2 separate regions of the Homo sapiens genome follow, and region 1 is linked to region 2. A link is an interaction called in ENCODE POLR2A ChIA-PET data of the cell type or tissue named here. Cell type or tissue: PC-3. All regions are shown on one strand. Each heading gives the region's core, and the rest is flanking DNA. Links, peaks and the distances in the headings are about the cores only.

The links. Peaks named below come from ENCODE experiments on the same cell type or tissue, not always from the same donor. Only the 100,000 strongest peaks of a DNase experiment are listed, where the experiment ranks them.
Region 1: POLR2A ChIA-PET joins it to region 2 with 15 read pairs; 3 of 35 experiments call an interaction of 5 or more read pairs at or near these places.

The regions. Positions count from the first base shown.
Region 1 is chr4:70,860,267-70,872,060 of GRCh38, reverse strand. No RefSeq gene overlaps it. Among named protein-coding and RNA genes, the nearest start is that of GRSF1, 26 kb to the right of the region's middle. In PC-3, for the core only: no CTCF peak of the experiment used is centred there; no DNase peak of the experiment used is centred there.
Region 2 is chr4:70,796,216-70,808,009 of GRCh38, reverse strand. RUFY3 (RUN and FYVE domain containing 3) reads right to left here. Exons shown (of 18, transcript NM_001037442.4): 15 at 7,805-7,869; 16 at 5,027-5,054; 17 at 3,594-3,662; 18 at 1-1,494. The coding sequence ends at 1,351. Among named protein-coding and RNA genes, the nearest start is that of GRSF1, 38 kb to the left of the region's middle. In PC-3, for the core only: no CTCF peak of the experiment used is centred there; no DNase peak of the experiment used is centred there; H3K27ac peaks cover 451 bases.

The DNA of each region.
Region 1 (11,794 bases), core at 6,086-8,585, 62 kb before region 2:
CCATGTTGGCGTGGCTGGTCTTGAACTCCTGACCTCATGATCCACCCGCCTTGGCCTCCTAAAGTGCTGGGATTATAGGCATAAGCCACCATGCCTGGCCTATTATTATTTTTTTTTAGAGACAGTCTTGTTCTGTTGCCCAGGCTAGAGTGCAGTGGTGTGATCATAGCTCACTGCAGCTTCAAACTTCTGAGCTCAAGTGAATCCTCCTCAGCCTCCGGAGTAGCTGCGACTACAGGTATGTACCACCACTCCCAGCTAATTTTTTTTTTTTTGAGACAGAGTCTCACTTCGTCACCCGGGCTGGAGTGCAATGGCACGATCTCAGCTGACTGCAACCTCCACCTCCCGGGTTCAAGTGATTCTCCTGCCTCAGCCTCCTGAGTAGCTGGGATTACAGGTGCATATCACCACGCCCAGCTAATTTTAATATTTTTAGTAGAGACGGGGTTTCATCATGTTGGTCAGGCTGGTCTCGAACTCCTGACCTCATGATCCACCCGCCTTGGCCTCCCAAAGTGCTGAGTGCAGTGAGCCACCACGCCCGGCCTAATTTTTGTATTTTTTTGTAGAGATGGGGGTCTCACTGTGTTGCCCAGGCTGATCTCAAACTCCTGGCCTCAAGTGATCTTCCTGCCTAGGACTCCCAAAGTGCTGGGATTACAGGCATGAGCAACCATGTCCATCCTCAATTTTTAAAATTCTAGGCATTATTCTAAGTCCTTTGCAGGTAGTAATTCATTTTATCTTCATAACAACGCTATGATGTTGAGATAGGTATTGTTACTTTTCCTTTTTTATGAATGCAGAACTTGGAGCAAAGATTTTTCTCTGTAATAGGAATGCTCTTCTCCCAGATATCTGCAAGGCTATTTCCTCATTTCCTTGAAAGTTTTGTTCAATACTACCTTCTTATTGATGCCTACCCTACTGTTACAAATTGAAATTCACCCCTTTTCCCAGTTCTTATCTGCCTTTCCTCGCTCTATTATTTTTTTCACTATAGCACTTATCACCTTCTGTAGTGGCTTTGTAATGTGCCTACTTGGCTAGGCTGAACTACATTTCCCAGAATTATCTTCCCTGTACATTCTCAAAGTGGGCCACAGAGACATTTTGCATGAGATGTGGAAAGCAGAAAGGGAGCAGCAACATATTGTCTTCACTCTCAGAAGGTCAGTGCAGGCTGGGCACAGTGGCTCACATCTGTAATCCCAGCACTTTGGGAGGCCGAGGAGGACAGATCACTTGAGGTCAGGAGTTCGAGACCAATCTGACCAACACGGTGAAACCCTGTCTCTACTAAAATACAAAAATTAGCCAGGCATGGTGGTGGACGCCTAGTAATCACAGCTATTCAGGAGGCAGAGGCCCTAGAATAGCTTGAACTTGGAAAGCAGAGGTTGCAGTGAGCCAAGATGGCGCCACTGCACTCCAGCCTCGGCGACAGAGTGACACTGACTCAAAAAAAAAAAAAAAAAAAGAGATCAGTGCAGAGGCACCAAGTGTCGTTGCACATTACACATGTGTTATTTATCTGCTGGCTTATCTCCTTGATGTGGGACAGAAGCTGCTGTAGCTCCCCACTGCCCACTTCAGCTTCTCTGCCTCCTGGGCCAGGTTCATGTTTAGCCTCATAACGAGGGGTGCCAGCTTCTGCAGGATACCCACATCATCACAGTCGGAGGTTGTGAGACTGAACAACAGGTGGATTCCAGCTTGTGTTTGTGAATTCCAATTTTTTGTTGCTAGAGCAAATCACAACTAAGCCCCCTATTTAGAATGATTCTCTAGGGGACAGATTTATTACGTTGGACCACCCCCATCACGGAAGGGGCAGCACTTTGTTCTCACTGGAACAGATACTCTTTATAGGGATTTTCTCTCCCTGCACGTAGAGGTTATGCCAAAACCACCATCCACAAATTTACGGAGTGACTTATCCACAATCATGGTATTCCATATAGCATCACTTCTGATGCAGGAAGTCTTTTTGTTTGTTTGTTTTGTTTTTTGTTTTGAGACACAGTCTTACTCTGTCACCTAGGCTGCAATGCAGTGGCGGCATCTTGGCTCACTGCAACCTCCACCTCCCAGGTTCAAGTGATTCTCCTGCCTCAGCCTCCCGAGTAGCTGGGATTACAGGCACACATCACCATGCCTGGCTAATTTTTTGTATTTTTAGTAGAGACAGGGTTTCACCATGTTGGCCAGGCTAGTCTCGAACTCCTGACCTCAAGTGATCTGCCCACCTTGGCCTCCCAAAGTGCTGGGATTACAGGTGTGAGCCACCGTACCCAGCCTAGGAAGTTTTTGCATAGAAATGAAATACAGCAATGGAACTATGCTTATATTAATAAAATTCACCAGTCTTACCCTGTCACCCTCATCCTAAAGCCACTGGCCTGATGGAAAGGTGGAATGGCTTTTTGAAGACTCATTTATGGCACCAGCTAAGTGTCATATGGCATACATTGTGAGGCCTAGACAATGTCCTCCAGGATGTAGTATATGCTCTAAATCAGAAAATAACATAGGTCAGATGCAGTGGTTCATGCCTGTAATCCCAACACTTTGAGAGGCCAAGGTGGGAGGATCACTTGTGGCTAGGAGTTTGAGACCAGCCTAGGCAACATAGCAAAACCCTGTTTCTAAAAAAAAAAAAAAAAAATTAATAATAAATAAATAAATAAATAAATAAAAGGAAAAGAAAATAACATAGATGGTGCTCTTTCTTCTACAGCCAGGATTCATGGGTCTGGGAATTAAGGTGGTGGTGAGTTTGGACATGGCTCCTTTCATTATTATTCTTAATGATCTACTAGGAAACTTTTTTTGCCTCCTATCCCTGAGAATTTGAGATCTGCTAGCTTGGAGGACTTAGTTCCCAAAGTAGGATGCTTCCACTAGAGGACATAGCAATTGTTCCACTAAACTGAAAGTTGAGACTGCCACATGGTCACTTTGGGCTCATCATGCCAATGAATCAACAGACAAAATAGAAGGTAACTGTTCTGACTACCTAGAGTGATTGGTTCTGATCACCAGGGGAAAACTGGGTTGCTTCTACACAATGGGGATAAGGAAAAGTATGTCTGGAATGTGGGTGATCCCTGGAGTGCTGTTAATATCCCATGTCCTGTGATTAAAGTCAAGGGAGAAACCCTAACAACCCAATTCAGAGGGGACTGCTAATGATCCAGACCCTTCAGAAATGAAGATTTGGGATACCCCACCAGTCAAGGAACCATGACCAGATGAGGTGCTTGCTAAGGGCAAAGGGTCTATGGTATGGATAGTAATTATAAATATCTGCTATGACTAGGTGACCATAAGTAAAAATGAGGACCATAATAGTTATCAGTATTGTTTGTTTGTTTTGTTTTGAGACAGGGTCTTTCTCTGTTGCCCAGGCTGGAGTGCAGTGTTGTAATCTCAGCTCACTGGAACTTCTGCCTCCCAGTCTCAAGTTATCCTCCCACCTCAGCCTCCCAAGCAGCTGCGCCACCACATTCGGCTAGTTTTTTATATTTTTGGTAGAGACAGTGTTTCCCCATGTTGCCCAGGCTGGTCTCAAACTCCTGACCTCAAGCAGTCCACCTACCTCAGCCTCCCAAAATGCTGGGATTACAGGCGTGAGCCACTGTGCCTGGACTAGTTGTCAGATGAACTGAGAAACTGCTCTAGCTACATTAGTAATTACACAAACCTCTGAATGCTTTATAGAGTTTACCTATTACTGAAATTATTCTGGAATTTCCATTTCCAAACAAAATAAAAAAAAATTTATTTTATTGTGATGATTTCCAAACAAAAACAAAAATAATTTTTAAAGTTTACTTTTTTATTAGTTCAAGCACATTACATAATATTAAAATGAACCAACTAAATGTTGCCCACTAGAGATTTTGATTTAATATTTCACACATTCAAAATTAGCCCATCGGTCAGGAACAGTGGCTCATGCCTGTAATCTCAGCATTTTGGGAGGCCTAGGCAGGTGGATCGCTTAAGTCCGGGAATTTGAAACCAGCCTGGGCTACTTGGTGAAATCCCATCTCTATGAAAAGAAAAAAGCCAGGAGTGGTGTTGCGTGCCAGTAGTCCCAGCTATGTGGGAGGCTGAGGCAGGAGAATCTCTTGAACCCGGAATGTAGAGGTTGCAGTGAGTCGAGATCATGCCGTTGCCCTCCAGCCTGGGCAACAAGAGTGAAACTCTGTCTCACACACACACACACACACACACACACACACACACACACACACACACCAAAAAAAAAAAAAAAAAAAGCCAGGCACGGTGGCTCATGCCTGTAATCCCAGCACACTTTGGGAGACTGAGGGGGGCAGAGATCACAAGGTCAGGAGTTTAAGACCAGCCTGACCAACATGGAGAAACCCCGTCTCTACTAAAAATACAGAAATTAGCCGAGTGCGTTGGCATGCACCTGTAATCTCAGCTACACAGGAGGCTGAGGCAGGAGAATTGCTTGAACTCGGGAGGCGAAGGTTGCAATGAGCGGCGATTGCGCCACTGCACTCCAGCCTGGGCAACAGAGCGAGACTCCGTCTCAAAAAACACAAAACAAAACAAACAAGCAAACAAAAAACTAGCACATCCAGGCACAGCTGAGGCAGTGATTGTTTCCTGTTAGTATTGATAGCTCTTTGTAAATATCCTCAACACAATACTTATCACCTTATAGTCATTTGTTCACTGATATAGTTCCCAGGCTAGACTACAGTCTATAAAGGCATTTTGTTGTTGTTTTTGAGACAGAGTCTGGCTCTGCTGCCCAAGCTGGAGTGCAATGGCACGATCTGGGCACACTGCAACCTTCATCTCCCAGGTTCAAACAATTCTCCCACCTTAGCCTCCCAAGTAGCTGGGATTACAGGCACACACCACCATGCCAGATTAACTTTTGTAGTTTTTTTTTTTTTTAATAGAGGTGGGGTTTCACCATATTGCCAGGCTGGTCTCAAACTCCTGACGTCAAGTGATCTGCCTGCCTCAGCCTCCCAAAGTGCTAGGATTGCAGGTGTGAGCCACTGCACCCAGCCCATAAAGACATTTTTTTCTTTTTATATCAAGAGTTCAGCTAATGTCCAGGTCCTAGAAATACATTATCTGTGGAAAAAATAAGTTTTCATTATGTGTGGTTGTATAAATGAATGAACAGTGCATGTGTATAAATGAGTAATTCTAAAGTTACTAAAAACTGAGGACTGTAAGTAAACAGTCTTAGAGTCATTTAAGAAAGGTGTAGCGGCTGGGCGCGGTGGCTCACGCCTGTAATCCCAGCACTTTGGGAGGCTGAGGTGGGTGGATCATCTGAGGTCAGGAGCTCGAGACCAGCCTGGCCAACATGGAGAAACCCCATCTCTACTAAAGATACAAAAAAAATTAGCCAGGCATGGTGGCACATGCCTGTAATCCCAGATACTCGGGAGGCTGAGGCAGGAGAATTGCTTGAACCCAGGAGGCGGAGGTTGCGGCGAGCCAAGATTGCGCCACTGCACTCCAGACTGGGCAACAAGAGCGAAACTCCGCCTCAAAAAAAAAAAAAAGAAAAAAAAGAAAGGTGTAATGGCCAGGCACGGTGGCTCACGCCTGTAATCCCAGCACTTTGGGAGGCCGAGACTGGCGGATCACCTGAGGTCAGGAGTTCGAGACCAGCCTAGCCAACATGGTGAAACTCTGTCTCCACTAAAAATACAAAAAAAATTAGCCGAGCGTGGTAGTGGGTGCCTGTAATCCCAGCTACTCGGGAGGCTGAGGCAGGAGAATCGCTTGAACCAGGGAGGTGGAGGTTGTAGTGAGCCGAGATTATGCCATGGCGCTCCAGCCTGGGTGATGGAGTGAGAATCCACCTAAAAAAAAAAAAAGAAAGAAAAAAGAAAAAAAAGAAAGGTATAGAAAGGTATAATGAAAAGAATTTTGGAATTAAATTAAAGAGATGGGGATTTGAAAGCTGGGTTTGCAACTTATTATTTTTTTTTCTGAGACAGAGTTTTACTCTGTCACCCAGGCTGGAGTGCAGTGGTATGATCTCAGCTCACTGCAACCTCCACCTCCCAAGTTCAAGCAATCCTCTTGCCTCAGCCTCCCAAAATAGCTGGTCTTGAACTCCTGACCATAGGTGATCTGACCGCCTCGGCCTTGCAACTTATTATTAAGCATTAAGCACCTCACTTAAGAGTCTCAGAGGCTGGGCGTGGTGGCTCACACCTGTAATCCCAGCACTTTGGGAGGCTGAGGTGGGCGGATCACCTGAGGTCAGGAGTTCGAGACCAGCCTGGCCAACATGGTGAAACCCCGTCTCTACTAAAAATAGAAAAATTAGCCAGGCATGGTGGTGTGTGCCTGTAATACCAGCTACTCGGGAGGCTGAGGCAGGGAGAATTGCTGGAACCTGGGAGTTGGAGGTTGCAGTGAGCCGAGATTGCGCCACTGCACTCCAGCCTGGGCAACAGAGTGAGAATCCGTCTCAAAAAAAAAAAAAAAAACTCTCAGATCTCAAGTTCCTCTTTTGCAAAACGAGATAATACCTTGCAGTGTATATACATATATATATATATATATATAGTTTGTATATACTGTGTGTGTATATATACACACTGCAAGATATCTCATTTTGCAATATATATACATATATATATATTTTTTTTTTTTTTTGAGACAGGGTCTTACTTTGTTGCCCAAGCTGGAGTGCAGTGGCACAATGATGGCTCACTGCAGCCTTGATCTCCTGGGTTCGCATAATCCTCCCACCTCAGCTCCCTGAGTAGCTGGGAATACAGGCACAAGCCACCATGCCTGACTAATATTTAATTTTTTGTAGAGACAGGGGAGCAGGGGGTCTCGCTTGTTGCCAAAGCTGGCCTTGAACTCAAGCAATCCACCTGCCTTGGCCTCCCAAAGTGCTGGGATTGCAGGAATGAGCCACAACGCCCTACTTTATCTTGCAGTATTGTTATGAGGATTAGAGATCATTTACACAATCAACACAGTGCTGAGCTCAGAATAGGTGCTCTATTACTATTTACTACATGTATCCAGGAATAATTCAACTAAACAAGTCCTTATATATGAATTATGACAATTTCTCTATTCATTGAGTTTATTATAATTTATTTAGAAAACAGAAAGCAATGTATGACACTCTGGTTCATAGCTGGATTTTTTAAAAACTTAGGCTGTTCTTATAAACCTAGGGCAAGTCCCTCAAACTTTGAGTCTTGAGAAGTCCTCAACTATAAAATTATTAGCTCAATACCTGTCCTGTCTATATCACAGGATGGTTAGAAGAATCAAATATGCAAATGAATTTTGTAAATTGTAAAGTGCTAAACAAATCCTAATTGTTTTTATATCTTCAATCTGAGTGCTTCAACTATAATTATAAGAATATATATGTATTTTTTTGAGACGGAGTCTTGCTCTGTCACCCAGGCTGGAGTGCAGTGGCGTGACCTCAGCTCACTGCAACCTCCTGCTCCTGGGTTTAAGCAATTCCCCTGCCTCAGCCTCCAGAGTAGCTGGGACAATAGACGGCCAGCTAATTTTTTGTATTTTTAGTAGAGACGGGGTTTCACCATGTTAGCCAGGATGGTCTCGATCTCCTGACCTCATGATCTGCCTGCCCCAGCCTCCCCAAGTGCTGGGATGACAGATGTGAGCCACTGCGCCCGGCCAAGAATATTTTTTTAAATCACTGCATTATACCTTAATGCACTTTTGCTCCCTTGTCTATTTTCTATAGTTTAAAGTGAACTAAAACTTGCCACTTAATTCACAAAGCTATCACGAGGCCTGATGACCTAATGTTTATATAAATTTAAACATTTAGGGCACTGGGCATTTGCGTCAGAGTGACTTACCATCAGTCACTGTGGAACTTTGAAAGATCAATTAACCAATTATAATAGTAGGTAAAATAATTTTGTGTAAATAGTTACCATCTAACAAGGCTCCTTAATTTCTTTTATAAACTTTGAGAGGTCTGCTCTGAGTGGTATGCCAGGAGTAAAGTCTTATCCTAAGAGACATAGACATTCCAATTGCCAAGAAGTTTTTTTGTTTGTTTTGAGACAGAGTCTCACTCTGTCGCCCAGGCTGGAGTGCAGTGGCGCGATCTCGGCTCACTGCAACCTCCGCCGCCTGGGTTCAAGCGATTCTCCTGCCTCAGGCTACTGAGTGGCTGGGATTACAGGCATGCGCCATCATGCCCGGCTAAACTTTTTGTATTTTTAGTAGAGATGGGGTTTCACCATTGCCGACAAGTTTTAAAGGCAAACTGTTATGTGTTGTTCTGTACTCATTATCATAGTTCTGTTCATTGAAAACTCACTGTTGTTTAAGTAGACTTAAAAACTTTCACAACGTCAGTGACACATTTCAACAGGTACCTAATGTGTCACTGGCTTTTCCCATAACCTTTCCCTTAGAGACTTTAGGGCAAGAGCCGTTCATATGAACAAACTGTGATGGGCCTAGGCAGGATGGGAACATTGACTCTGTGTTTACGTGAGGTGGGGAAGTCATGTGGGGTTTTTTTGTTGTTGATGTTTGTTTCTTTTTATGTGGCTTCATAGTTAACAGTTTCTGAACTTAGCTGCACATCGAAATCACCCAGGAATCCACCCCAGACCTCTTGTGACAAATAATACAAGGAGGAATCCTAAAAACAGTATTTTGAACAAATTCCAGGTCCTTCTCATGTAATCAACCAAGGCTCTCTGTCTGTGGACTGCTGGGAATCTCTGGTTCACCCTGCCTTAGTGTTGCCTCCCTCTTCTCTATTTTTAGTGCTTTCTCCTTTGCTAGTGGTTCTGTATTTCCCACGGTCCCCAATGTCAGGACAAAATCTATCTGATATGTTGTTAACACCCTAGTGTGGCTTCATTTAATGTGCTATTTCTTCAGAAATGCTAATGGTGGGATTTGAGACTCTATGACAGCTTGGGGTGGGGGTGGTTGAGGGAGGAAAGGCTTTGCTTCCTGGTCCCACAAATGACATTACTTAGGGAATAGCTTCTTTTTACCTATCCATAAAGTCGGTCCTACATATGCATCATTATACAGAAATGCATTTCAGGAAGACAGCACGAAGGAAGTCAATGGAAAATCTGGATGGCATCTGGAATCTTAACTTGCAAGTCCCTATTAAACAAAATTTCCTAGTTTTCTTTTTTTCTTCTTCCTTTTTAAATTAGAGCATACGTGAGAAAGTTTTTTTTCAAGAATAGAGGATTTCTCTCACTGGAATTATTCAACACAGTCTGGATCCTAATTTAGCAGGGACATTTTAAAGAAGATTAAACATTGGATTTGAATTTTTAAATAATCCTTAATATTTTTTCTGTCCCAAAGACTTTATGGTCCTCTGACATAGCAAAAGTTATTTTTTTGATTAGGCATTTCTCCAGTTGATGACAAGTAGGAATAAAGCCTTTACTTTTGACACATGTCTGCTAGCTGCTTTAGTTTGACCTGTACCTGGGAGTTCCTGCCCAAGGCTACCATAAGACTTAGAAAAGACCCTTTTCAGGAGAGTAGGATTTCCATAGGAGTCCAAACAGCTCTTGAAATTGCTCTCTTGGCCCAGGCTCTGCTCTTTTGTCCTGTGAATTATTGCATTAGTTCCCTAATCAACTCTGGTCTCTTGTCTTCCTACAATCCCTCCTTCAAATTATTGCCAGAGTTAAATTTATTTGTTTATTTATTTTTCTTGAGATAGGTCTCACTCTGTCACTCAAGCTGGAGTGCAGTGGTGTGATCATAGCTCACTGTACCCCTGACCTCCTGGGCTCAATCAATCCTCCCACCTCAGCCTCCTTAGTAGCTGGAACTACAGGCATGTGCCACCACACCTGGCTAATTATTTCATTTTTTGTAGAGATTGGTCTTGCTATGTTGCCCAGACTGGTCTCAAATTCCTGGGCTCAAACGATCCTCCTGCCTCGGCCTGGCAAAGTGCTGGGATTGTAGGCAAGAGCCACCATGTTCAGCACAGAGTTGAATTTCTAAATTTAAATGTGTTTATGTTACCTTCCTATTTCAGTGGGCACCCTATCTTCTTCCAGATGCAGTTCAAGTTCCTTAAGATGCATTCACCCAGTGCACCCAAACCTTTTTAATGCTCTCATTTCCATCAGACTTTCCAAAATTCTCATTATGTTAGTATTCCTGCTATAAACCATCTGCAATTCCTTGAATTCTCCAAGTCTTCATGCCTCTGGGGTTTTGCAAAAACTGTTCCCTCTGCCTGGGACAGGAGTCCCTCCTTCATTTTGTTTCTTTATTGATTTCTTCAAGAACCAATTTTCAAGAACCAATCATTACGATATGGAGCCTGGTTTCAAATGTAGTGGGGAACCAATACTGTACTTATTAAATGTGGTACATAAGAAATAAGCACCTCCAAGATCTTTTCACAGTGATAATTCTCATTCCTCTGATATCCTTCAGATCAGTAGGGTATATTCTGCTCTAGACCCTAGGATATGCTTCAAGAGGCCTCTCAGAGCTTAACTTGCAGCTTAGTGTTTTCTTTTTCCACATAATTTTTTTTCTTTTTTTTTTTTTGAGACAGAGTTTCACTCTTGTCATCCAGGCTGTAATGCAATGGCTCAATCTTGGTTCACTGCAACTTCCATCTCCTGGGTTCAAGCGATTCTCATGCCTCAGCCTCCCAAGTAGCTGGGATTACAGGCACGTGCCACCACACCCAGCTAATTTTTGTATTTTTTGGTAGAGATGAAGTTTCACCACGTTGGCCAGGCTGGTCTCAAACTCCTGACCTCAGGTGATCTGCCCACCTCGGCCTTCCAAAGCACTAGGATTACAGGCGTGAGCCACCATGCCTGGCCTTTTCACAGAATTTTTTTCCAAAGAAAATTTATTTTCCCGGGAGTCAGCTGCCTTAAATCCTTTCAGAACCAAGACAGTTTAAAACAAATAAATATTCAGGTAGAATTGGAGTGGGAAAACATACAAATACAAATACCATTTCCTTTAAACAATATCTAAGAAAATAATAGTCACCACTTATTAGATTCCTCTATTTGGTAGATCTATGTGCTATATTTACCTATATTGCCTTTACTGCCTTATCACTTTCTGCATTTACAAAATCACCTTCCTATGTGCTCTACCAAATAGAGCTACTTGGTTCTTCCTATGTGTCAGGTAGCTCACTAGCTCCACCAAATACAAGCTGGTGAGATACCTAGCACATAGGAAGAAACTAATATCATCTCCATTTTTATAAGTTAGGAAAACAAAGCTCAGAGAGATAAATAGCTTGACCAATATCACCATATAGCTAGACAGTGACATAGCTAGGATTTTATCAAAGTGTCTGACTCTGAAGTCTTATGTTTTCCTAAGTCATGGTGTTAAAGAAGGGGAGAAATTATTCCAAATACCATAGCCAATTTACCTTTCCCTTCATGCCTTGTTTCTTTTCTTTTTTTTTTTTTGAGATGGAGTCTTGCTCTGTCACCCAGGCTGGAGTGCAGTGGCACAATCTCAGCTCACTGCAACCTCCGCCTCCTGGGTTCAAGCGATTCTTCTGCCTCAGCCTTTCGAATAGCTGGGACTACAGGTGCGTGCCACCATGCCCAGCTAATTTTTGTATTTTTAGTAGATACGGGGTTTCACCGTGTTGGCCAGGATGGTCTCCATTTGTTGACCTTGTGATCCGCCCGTCTTGGCCTCCCAAAGTGTTGGGATTACAGGCGTGAGCTACCGCACCCGGCCCCTTCATGCCTTTTTTCCTAATGTCCTT
Region 2 (11,794 bases), core at 3,678-6,177:
TAATGGGACTTGAGCACCCATGGATTCTGATATCAAGTTGGGTTCCTGGAACCAATCCCCCATGGATACCAAGGGATGACTGTATTGCCCTTTTCAAGAAAGCATCTATCAGCTCTCATTCGTGACTCACTCAGAATAAGGAATTCCTTATTCAAAAAACAATGTAAGTATTCCGAGCTAACTGTTCTCAGCCATGAACAAATTAAACTTGGCCAGGTGTGGTGGCTCATGCCTGTAATCTCGGCACTGTGGAAGTCAAGGTGGGAGGACTGCTTAAGCCCAGGAGTTTGAGACCAGGCTGAGCAACCAATGAGACCCCCTCCCCGGCCAAAAAAAAAAAAAAAAAGCCAGTCCCAGCTACTTGGGAGGCTAAGGTGGGAAGATTGCTTGAGGCCCGGGAGAACAGGGATTCAGTGAGCTGTGATTGCACTACTGCCCTCCAGCTTGTGCAACAGAGCAAGACCCTGTCTTAAGAAAACAAATTAAACTTATTTTACTCTATATTTGACTTTGCTTTAATCAATATCTTCTATTTGCAAAAGCCAAACCCTATTTTTAAAACTCCTTACAATTTCCATTATGACTTGGAAAGGAAGATGGAGGGAATGGGGAAGAGTTGGCTTGTTTTGTGGAAGGAGATTCTGAAAAGGGCAGTTATTTACTTTGAAGTCATAAAGTAGAAAAACAAATGTTCTTTTTTTTGATAATGAAAACCCTTGTAGGTAAAGACCAGAAAATTCTGGTCCTGAAATTATAACATATTACAATATTGTTTTTAATATATGCAGAATTTATATTACTTTTTAATTTCTTTTCCCTGAGATTGGGTTCACAGTTTGGTAGAAATACTTTAAAGAGGTAGTTAGCAGGGGTGAAGAGGAAACAATGTTTATACTAACAGCACCTGGAAAAATAAGTAACAACTGTCATTTTGATCTCAGCATCTACCTCTCCCCCTTGAATCTGCAAATGCTATAGAAGGAGATGATCATTTTCCTTTTTATTCTTATCTGCCTGGATTCTCTCTCCTATTAAATCCACCCCAGTATCACTAATCATAAAAATGAGTTGCCTTTCCAAAGATATGCTATAAAGCAAACCTTCAATATCAGGTTGTTTAGATTTAGAAGAGAAAGGCTCAAGTAAGTTCACTTTTATTCATACAGTCATTAGAGAAAATGAGCAAAATTTCCAGTAACCCCAACCACTGCCTTTTCTCCCTGGACCTAGTAAATTCCTATCAACTCTTTAGTTGACTCTAAGAACTGGGCTCTATGAGATCCTGACAGCTAAAACACAGGTACAGAGGAGCCTGCATAAACGTTTTGGTCCAGGTCTTGGCCTCCAGTCTTATGATGGGCTGGTAGAATATTGCTTCATCAGATGCTTGTGACAGGGATTGCAAACTCGCTCAAGCTTGATACTTGAAGGAAGAGGCAGTTCATTTGTTGAACAGGCATCACAGAAGGTTCCGCTGCAGTTCTTACACACATTCTATGAGAAGAGGAGGTTAGGCGGGGAATAGAAGATGAGCAAGGCATAAGGATTCATGGGATATAAAAAGCCAAATATGGCAAATGCTCAATGCCTAATCAAACAATGACTGAATGTTTACTATGTGCCAGGTAGTATCTGAACACAGGCCCAATCTACAAAAAAGTTCACCGTCTAGTTTTTAGATTTAAATGAAAAGAAGCAGTGCCATAGAGTTAAAAATAAAAACAGGTAACATACAAGTCACTTATCTTTAGAATATCCTTCACACATCTGTTCCCCATACTCACTTTGAGGTAGGTTAGTTTTAAAATTAGTTTGCAAGTACCTGCGCATACTCCAAATAAGGCAGTGAAAGAGCAATGGATTGAGTGAACAGGCTAAGATTTAAAAATGTCCAGAGTATGAACTGAAAGTATAATTCCTAATAAATACACTGATGTGCTTTATGCTTTCCTGTGGTCTCTGGTGCTCTGTAAGCACATCCACTGGGTTATCAATGCAGCAGGAGCACAGCTTCCTGCATCTTGTTCATAGGGAAATTATTTTGTTTTCCTAAATGTTTTGCATCTTTAATGGTCAAGCACAGAGAGCAAGAAGTCACTATAGCAATGTCAGCAGTAAGGCTGTGATAGGGTGGTATACACAAAGCTCCAAGGGTCCTATATAAAAAGCTGTAAAGAATAATTTCTCCCATGAAGTGCTACCTTCATCCCAAATAATTCATCTTCCTGAGGTTGAGAGGAGTAGGGGGTTGCTTTTATCTGAAAGCCTAAGAAGAATTTTTGTCTGACATACAGAAGCTAATATTGCATGGCTTAGAAGAGGAAAGCCAGAATTAACAGTTTGTTCTACTTTGTAACATATTTCTATAATTGTAACTTCCAGTTCTATAAGGGCAGTTCATTTGTTATCTGATTCTGTGAATTTAAGACTAGGTCATATTATAATTTATTAAAATTTTGCATGATCACAGATGGTGCTATGCAGGTTGTGATCCAGAATTTGAGCCTGTTTCCTGTATCTCTTCCAAGCATGTGTTTCATACACTCATTTGTACATAACTTTTCTTGAGGATCTACTATGGATTGGGTACCATATTAGATGCTGGGGGATTCTGTGAACAAGACACAGTTCCAGCTATCAAGGGCACTCATTCTTTCTGAATACTTCCTTAACTCTGCCTACTCTAGGATAACAAACTGGGAAGATGCTCAGGCAGGCACCCTTGAGGATCGGGTGGAAAACAAGTGGTCTAGCAGGGAGAGCTCATATCCTGTTCTGAGCAGGATAAAGTGCTGAAAGGACTGTGGACTTTGGAGCGAAAGCTAGGTTGGAAGCTGGGCTTCATCACTTATGACTTAATTTTGGGAAATGTAGTTAGCATTAGATGTTCAACGTTCTTCATCTATAAAATGACAGCTATGAAGGACATAAGCTTGACAAGAACAGAGACTTGGTCTACTTTGTTCATTACTCTTTCTCCAGCACATTCTACACAGCAGGCACTCAATATTTACTTATACATTTCTATCTGCTTATTTGCTTTATTACATAATTATTTTTGTTTGTTTATTTATTTACTTATTTTTAGACAGAGTCTCGCTCTGTTGCCCAGGCTGGAGTGCAATGGTGTGATCTTGGCTCACTGCAACCTCCGCCTCCCGGGTTCAAGCGATTCTCCTGCCTCAGCAACCTGAGTAGCTGGGATTACAGGCCACCACGCCCGGCTATTTTTTTTTTTTTTTTTTTTTGTATTTTTAGTACAGACGGGGTTTTACCATGTTGATCAGGCTGGTCTTGAACTCCTGACCTTGTGATCGGCCCGCCTCGGCCTCCCAAAATGCTGGGATTACAGGCGTGAGTCACCGCGCCTGGCTATTTATGTTTATTTTAATGGGAATTTTCTGACATGAATTATTATGACTGAAAAAACAGGTACCCAGTAAATGCTTGCCCCTTTTGCTTTTCACCCCACTCCCAGCACTCTGCATGCACTCTGCACTCTATGCGGGAAAGTCCCTGTTACTCCTGGGGAGGGACTGGGGGCTGCTGTAGACATCCCTATGAAAAGCCTGTCCGTTTCTCATCACAGTTACCTTTGTTAGGCTGCCGTCTTCCTGGCATAGCTGACACAACTGTGGCTTTTCAGAGAGCAGCAGCTGATCCTAAACCACACAGGGAGCTGGTTAGTTTTTCTTAGTGCCAGAAATATTAGTACTTTCAGAATATGCATTTTTTACCTACAATATTAATATAATCACACTATAGACTATCTGGAAACTAAACCAATTATAAATAGGTAGTCCTACCACCATAATACAACTCGGATAATCCTATCATTATGCTTCCAGCTCTTAATTTTTATAATAACATGATTTCTAAAAAGAAAATTCAAACACATGCAAGTATAGAGTAAAAAGTTTTAACACTATCCCATTCCTCTTGTTCACTCTACCATCAAGAATGGAAAGCACTGGGGACTGGGCCTGGTGGCTCACGCCTGTAATGCCAGCACTTTGGGAGGCCAAGGCAGGTAGATCACTTGAGGTCAGGAGTTCAAGACCAGCCTGGCCAACATGGCAAAACTCCATCTCTACCAAAAATATATATATTAAAAAAAAAAAAAGTTGGACATGGTGGTGGGCGCCTGTAATCCCAGCTACTCGGGAGGCTGAGGCAGGGGAATCACTTGAACCTGGGAGGCGGAGGTTGCAGTGAGCTGAGATTGTGCCACAACACTCCACCCTGGGTGACAGAGTGAGACTCTGTCTCAAAAAAAAAAGGAAAAAAAGAATGGCAAGCATAGGGCATGGAAGCTCACACCTGTAATCCCAGCACTTTGGGAGGCCAAGGCGGGAAGATCACTTGAGCCCAGGAGTTTGAGACCAGCCTGGGCAACACGGTGAAACCTAATCTCTGCAGCCCTAGCTACTCGGGAGGCAGAAGTGGGAGGACTGCCTAAGCTCGGGAAGTTGAGGCTTCAGTGAGCTGAGATCGTCCACTGCACCCCAGCTTGGGCAATGTGAGTAAGACCTTATCTCCATTTAAAAAAAAAAAAAGGAAAGCAGTAGGACTTATTTTATTTTATAACCTAAGAGGTAAATGACAGGGTGACTCAGACACAGTAGCATTCACTGTCTTTCTCATGGGCTTATCATATACTATTAGATTAACAAAGTGTTTTACAATCATTTATGTTAGCTTATTTCTAAGTGATCAAAACATCTTTTTTCTCTCCATTTTATGTAAGGAAAAACTAGAGGAAAGGGACATAAAGTGAGCTCTCCTAGATCTTATGTCAGGGATAATTTAAAATAGGTGAGAACTGATGTTTACTTAGTAAACTGCTCAAAGCTGTGCTACTTCCTGTGTGAGCTTCAGGCAATACATATTTGTTCAGGGTATTGTTAGAAGGATGGCACACTGTATTCACTCATCTTCCGCCCATGCTACCTTATTTGCTGGCTAGGCACGGTACAACCAACTTCATAATTCATACAAGATGTTTTGAAACAGGAGGCTCTGTTACCTGTTCATCCATAGGGTGGGGTTGCAGCCTACAATGGAGAAGTAAAAAATTGTGACAAATAGGAACTTCATGTATTTTCATTTATATCATTTCAATAAAAAGCTCAGAATACAAACATTTTTTTCAAACAAGAAATACTGTAGGTCTTTTATATTACTTAGAACAACATAATTATTAATTTTGACCTCCAAGGAGAGGAAACTTTGCTTCTTAAAATGAATCACTAGAATCTGACCCTTGACTTATTATATAAGGGTTCCCATTTAAAAATAGATTTGAAGTTATATTTTACATTCCTTTTTGCTATCAAAATAGTTAGCATTTATGTTTCCCAATGTGTAAAACTCCAATGGTTCACTGGCCATATATTTTAGTAGCTTTTTTTCTATTTGATATTATGGAAATCTATCCATTATCCATTATCACATGTTGTGTATCAGTCCCAAATATTCTTAAGATGTGAGCTTTAGCAAATTAACCCAAGAAGGGGAAATGAATGAGACTGTCACCAGAAAACCCATTCAGGTTGAAATATTTCTTCATGAGGGACTAAGCTGAGCTAACTCCGATGTTCCAGCATGGACTAGAGCCTAAATGAGAGGTGAAGCAAAGCCCGCTCTCGGTTACAGGGAAAATGCACTACAGATTGCAATGGTTCTTATTCTTTTCACTTGAGTAGCAGTGTGACCACCAGACATACACCATGGGGTGACCAGGTTTTCCGATGTTCCTTGCCATCATAATCCCAGGAAGCCTGGTATGTCTAACGATTGCAGCTATGGCCAGAATAAGTCCTGGAAGTTGCTAATAGGTAGTGCAGAGCCAAAGGACTTAAAAACAGTAGACATGATAAACAGAGGCAACTTGGATAAGTCACCCAGCCTCTCTGCTTCTCAGTTTTCTCATCTGTAAAGTTGCATTAGGTACTTTTGTAAGGAATACTGAATCATAAGGAGATAATAAATGTGAAACAAATTCTAAGTTGCAGAGCACAATTCAGATATAAGGAAGCACTGTTCCATATTCTCAGGACCTAAATCAGAAGTTGGCATTTAAGACACTCCTGGTTGCTCAAGTAAATGATTTGATTTTAGTTTGGAACGAGGCTGACCCTGAAAGGCACCTGGAAGCCCAGGTTAATTTTATGGCCCTTCTAGTTCCCTTCTCTTTGCTTATGCCATTCTGTAATGTGAGATGGGTGATAGTTTAAAGTTAGCTCTGGATCAAACCATGCTCTTTGGGAGCAAGGCCAGAAAGGGACATTTAGGCCAAGCACCTGCATAATTAGCTTACTATTGGACTGTGTGTTTTCTCTTCTCCAGCAGCTACTTTTGCTCCAGATGACACACTACCTCATTCTTAAGGTGACGAAGCCTGGCTAGGGACAGCTGTATAGTTCTCTCAAAACCTCACTGTGGTATCATTCCTCATCACTAACCTCTTCCTCCACCTTTTAAAGTAGACCTTTATGTTTAGAGCAGTTAGGTTCACAGTCAAATTGAGTAGAAAGTACAGAGACTTCCCACATGCTTCCTGCCCCATCCCTGGCCTCTTTGTCAACATGCTGCACCAGAGTGGTACATTTGTTACAACTGATGAGCCTACACTGACACAACATCATCACCCAGAGTCTATAGTTTACATTAAGGTTCACTCTTGGTGGTGTCTAGTCTATAGTGTGGTCAAATGTATAATGACATGTATCCACCATCATAGTATCATACAGAGTAGTCCACTGCCCTAAAAATCCTCTGTGCTCCACCGGTTCGTTCCTTCCTTCTCTTACCACTGGCAACCACTGATTTTTTTTTTTTTTTTTTGTCTCCATAGTTTTGTCTTTTCCAGAATGTCATGTAACTGGACCTCCTTCACTTTTTAATGCAGTGGCACTATGTAATATTTAATTATATTTCTAACCTGCTAAAATAACTATAAAAAGTCAGCTTCCTTGAAACTATCCTATGCTCTTCATCATGAGCAAATCAGACAGAGTTAGGATAAAGGAATGAAGTTAAGCTGTTTGAGATTCTCAAGATAAAGGAAAAATGAGAGATGAGACATAAGAGAAATCAGAGTACTTATTTGAACTTTTTTTTTTATTTGAGACAGAGTCTCACTGTATTGCCCAGGCTGGAGTGCAGTGGCGCTATCTTGGCTCACTGCAACCTCTGCCTCCTGAGTTCAAGTGATTCTCCTGCCTCGGCCTCCCAAGTAGTTGGGATTACAGGCAGGTACCACCAGACCCGACTAATTTTGTATCGTTAGTAGAGACCGGGTTTCACCATGTTGGCAGGCTGGTCTCGAACTTCTAATCTCAGGTGATCCACCTGCCTCGGCCTCCCAAAGTACTGGGATTACAGGCGTGAGCCACTGCGCCCAGCCACTTATTTGAAATTTAGCACAGAGGTAGAAACAAGTCATACTCAAATATATTTAAGAAGTTAAGAAATGCTATGTATGACTTATACTTTATTTTCCTGGGATACCAATTCAGTAAAGGTGGGAAATAACCTCTTAAGTGATAATCTGAGCTTGGGAATTAATCAGGGAAGAGAGGACAGCCTGATCATCCTTCTTTCCTCTGAAATGGCCTAATGGGTTTGGTTTAATACATGTTATACGTTTTATTATTAACTTCCACTTCAAATGTCTTCCTGGCATATTAATATTATAAGTCAGTGTCTGGTCGGTGTCAATGCCAATGTATATAAAGAACTCCCTCCTTCCCACCACCCCAGAATAACTTTACATCTTAGTTAATACTTGATTAACAAACACCTGTGGCTTTCTTCCAGGGGCTTTTTTAGTTTAACATTTTCCTCTTGCATTTTGTGCTTCCCATCCTGCCAAAAGAAAACAGCCCAATTTATTAATTATTCAGAATGCTAAATAATGATATTGCAAATATTTTCTTCTGCAATGCCTTAGTTTGGGTATAAAGCTAAGTAGCTTTTTTTATTAGGGAAGGGATCTAACTTTCAAGCTATGTTTCCTCATTCTTTGCTCTAAGTAGTTTCTTAATTATTCTGACAGTTTGTGACAAATGATTTTCAAAGTAATATTTTAATTCTTGAGATTCAAATAAAATTCAGAATGTATTCTACTTACTTGCAAAGTTGGCTCCAGATATCAGTTACTTCTTAGGGGAAGTATAATTTTTTTTTTCTTTTCCCCAGACTGAGCTCTGAAAAACTGGTAAAACCAAGGATGGCCATATACAGCAGACTATAATCCTCTGGACGTTCAATCAAGTTGATGCCCCAGTGCCACAATATTTTTCTTTCTTTTTGGAGACAGAGTCTCGCTCTGTCGCCCAGGCTGGAGTGCACTGGTGCCATCTCGTCTCACTGCAGCCTCTGCCTCCCGGGTTCAAGCGATTCTTGTGTCTCAGCCTCCTGAGTAGCTGGGATTATAGGCGTGCATCACCGTGCCTGGCTTATTTTTGTATTTTTACTAGAGACGAGGTTTCACCATGTTGGCCAGGCTGGTCTCGAACTCTTCACCTTAAGTGATCCACTTGGATTCAAGTGATTCTTGTGCCTCAGCCTCCAGAGTAGCTGGGATTACAGGCACACGCCACCATGCCCAGCTAATTTTTGTATTTTTAGTAGAGATGGGGTTTCACCACGTTGGCCAGGCTGGTCTCGAAGTCCTGACCTCAAATTATCCACCCGTCTCGGCCTCCCAAAGTGCTGGGAGTACAGGCGTGAGCCATCGCACCCGGCCCAGTGCCACCATCTCTATAGCCTGTTCAACTCAAGGAATTTTCTACTTGGCAGGACAGATGTAAAGTTTCAAACTGCATTTCTTTTTTCTTTTCTCTTTTTTTTTTTTTTTTTGAGACGGAGTCTTGCTCTGTCGCCCAGGCTGGAGTGCAGTGGCATGATCTCGGCTCACTGCAGCCTCTGCCTCCTGGTTTCAAGCGAGTCTCCTGCCTCAGCCCCTGAGTAGCTGGGATTACAGGCGCCCACCATTGATGGCTAATTTTTGTATTTTAGTAGAGACAGGGTTTCACCATGTTGGCCAGGATGGTCTTGAACTCCCGACCCAGGTAGTCTGCCCACCTTGGCCTCCCAAAGTGCTGGGATTACAGGCGTAAGCCACCACGCCCAGCCTCAAACTGCATTTCTACCAATACTCTTAAGCCCTGCCTGGGCAAATTTTGTTTGTTTGTTTTGGAGACAGACTCTCACTCTGGCACCCAGGCTGGAGTGCTGTGGTACGATCTTGGCTCGCTGCAACCTCTGCCTCCTGGTTTCATGCAACCTCTGCCTCCTGGTTTCAAGCGATTCTCTGGCCTCAGCATCAGGAGTAGCTGGGATTATAGGTGCACGCAGCAAGGCCCAGATACTTTTTTGTATTTTAGTAGAGATGGGGTTTCACCATGTTGCCCAGGCTTGTCTCAAACTCCTGGGCTCAGGCAATCCACCCGCCTTGGCCTCACAAAGTTCAGGCATGAGCCACTGTGCCTGGCAAGGTGCTGGGCAGTTCTAAGGGCTACATTTTTTTCTGAGGCACACACAACCACTGCTGCTTGCCTTCGACTGCTGCCCGCCTTCGACTGCTGCCCATGTGCATCCAAAAGTGGAATGTGTTTTCTTTTTGTTTGTTTTTTGAGACAAGGTCTCATGCTATTGCCCAGGCTGGAGTGCAGTGGCATGATCACAGCTCACTGCAGCCTCAACCTCCTGGGCTCAAGTGATCCTCCTACCTCAGCCTCCTGAGCAGCTGGGACTATAGGCACGAGCCACCACACCGAGATAATTTTTAAATTTTTTTGTAGAGATGAGGTCTTCCTATGTTGCCCAGGCTAGTCTCTTACTCCTGGGATCAAGCAATCTTCATGCCAACGGCCTCCCAAAGTGTTAGGATTACAGGTGTGAGCCACCCAGCTGAGATGTGTGTTCTTACACCACTCAAGAATCAAGGAAGAGAGGTCAATACTTATCCTCCTGGAAATGCCACTGCAGGCAACAACTGAAGACTGAAAAACTTAAAACCTCATTGGAAAAATAGGGTGAGGTAGGCCAAGATTTTAAGTAAACTTTTGTAAGCCTTTTAGATTTTATGTTCACTAAACTAAAATAATAAAGATAGCATGCTACACAGAGTGTTTTTTTTTATTATTTTTTTATTTTTTTGAGATGGAGTCTTGATCTGTCACCCAGGCTGGAGTGCAGTGGCTCAGTCTTGGCTCACTGCAACCTCCGCCTCCCGGGTTCAACCAATTCTCCTGCCTCAGCCTCCCGAGTAGCTGGGATTATAGGAGACTACCACCATGCCCGGCTTATTTTTGTATTTTTAGTAGAGACAGGGTTTCACCATGTTGTCCAGGCTGGTCTTGAACTCTTGACCTCATGATCTGCCCACCTTGGCCTCCCAAAGTGCTGGGATTACAGGTGTGAGCCACCGTGCCTGGCCTAGAGTGGTTCTTTGTACACTTTAAATTATTAGTAGTGGTACTATTTAATAAATTTCCACATACCATTGTTTTCTATTTGCCAGTAAATTAGCAGCTCACTCTCTAGAAATTTTAAATAGTTTATGAACTCTTCCTGCTTTGTTATATACTAGAGGTATTCAAAAAGTTCATGGAAAACGCGTATTACGAAAAGACTGTGCATGGACTTCAAAAATATTTCGCACCAAAATAAACTTGTATTAACTTATTTTAATATATCTAATCAGGATTTGGTTTGAGTCACTAAAAAGGATAAGACATCAGTTTGAAAAGAACCCCGGGCTGGGCACGGTGGCTCATGCCTGTCATCCTAGCACTTTGGGAGGCTGAGGCAGGCATATCGCTTGAGCCCAGGAGTTGAAGACCAGCCTGGACAACATGGCAAAACCCTGACTCTACCAAAAAAATACAAAAATTAGCTGAGTTTTGTGGTGTGTGCCTACAGTCCCAGCTACTCAGGAGGCTGAGGCAGGAGGATCACCTGAGCCTGGGAAATCGAGGCTGCAGTGAGGCATGATTGTGCCACTGTACTCAGTTCTAGGTGAGAATGAGACTCTGTTTCAAAAAAAAAAAAAAGAAAAGAAAAGAAAAGAAAAAAGAGCCCCTATCAGAGTAATATGAATTCTGCTAAAATTGAAGCAAGAACAAACATCAAATTGGTGGTGAAGCATGGATGGAAGAATTGTGAAATTATTGATGCTTTACAAAAAGCTTTTGGGGACAATGCTTTAGGATTGTCCCCAAAGAAGTGGGCAGTTTACAAAAGGATAACTCACTTTAAGAAGGGGCCAGATGATGTTGAAGATGAAGCCTGCAGTAGCAGACTATCCACATCAATTTGTGAGGATCTTGTTCATGCTCTAATTGAAGAGGACCAACAATTAACAGTAGAAACAATAGCCAACACCACAGATATCTCAATTGGTTAGGCTTATACAATTCTGGTTGAAAAATTAAAGTTGAGTAAACTTTCTACTTGATGGGTGCCAAAACTGTTGTGCCCGTATCAGCTGCAGACAAAAGTATAGCTTTCAATGGAAATTATAAACAAGTGGGATCAAGAACCTGAAGCATTTGTTTGAGAAATTGTAACAGGAGATGTAACAACTTCATAGTACAATCCTGAAGACAAAGCACAATCAAAGCAATGGCTATGAAGAGGTGGAAGTGGTGCAATCAAAGCAAAAGCAGACGGGTCAAAAGCAAAGGTCATGGCAACAGTTTTTAGGGATGCTGAAGGCATTTTGCTTGTTGACTTTCTGGAAGGCCAGAGAATGCCAACATCTGCTTATTGTGAGAGTGTTTTT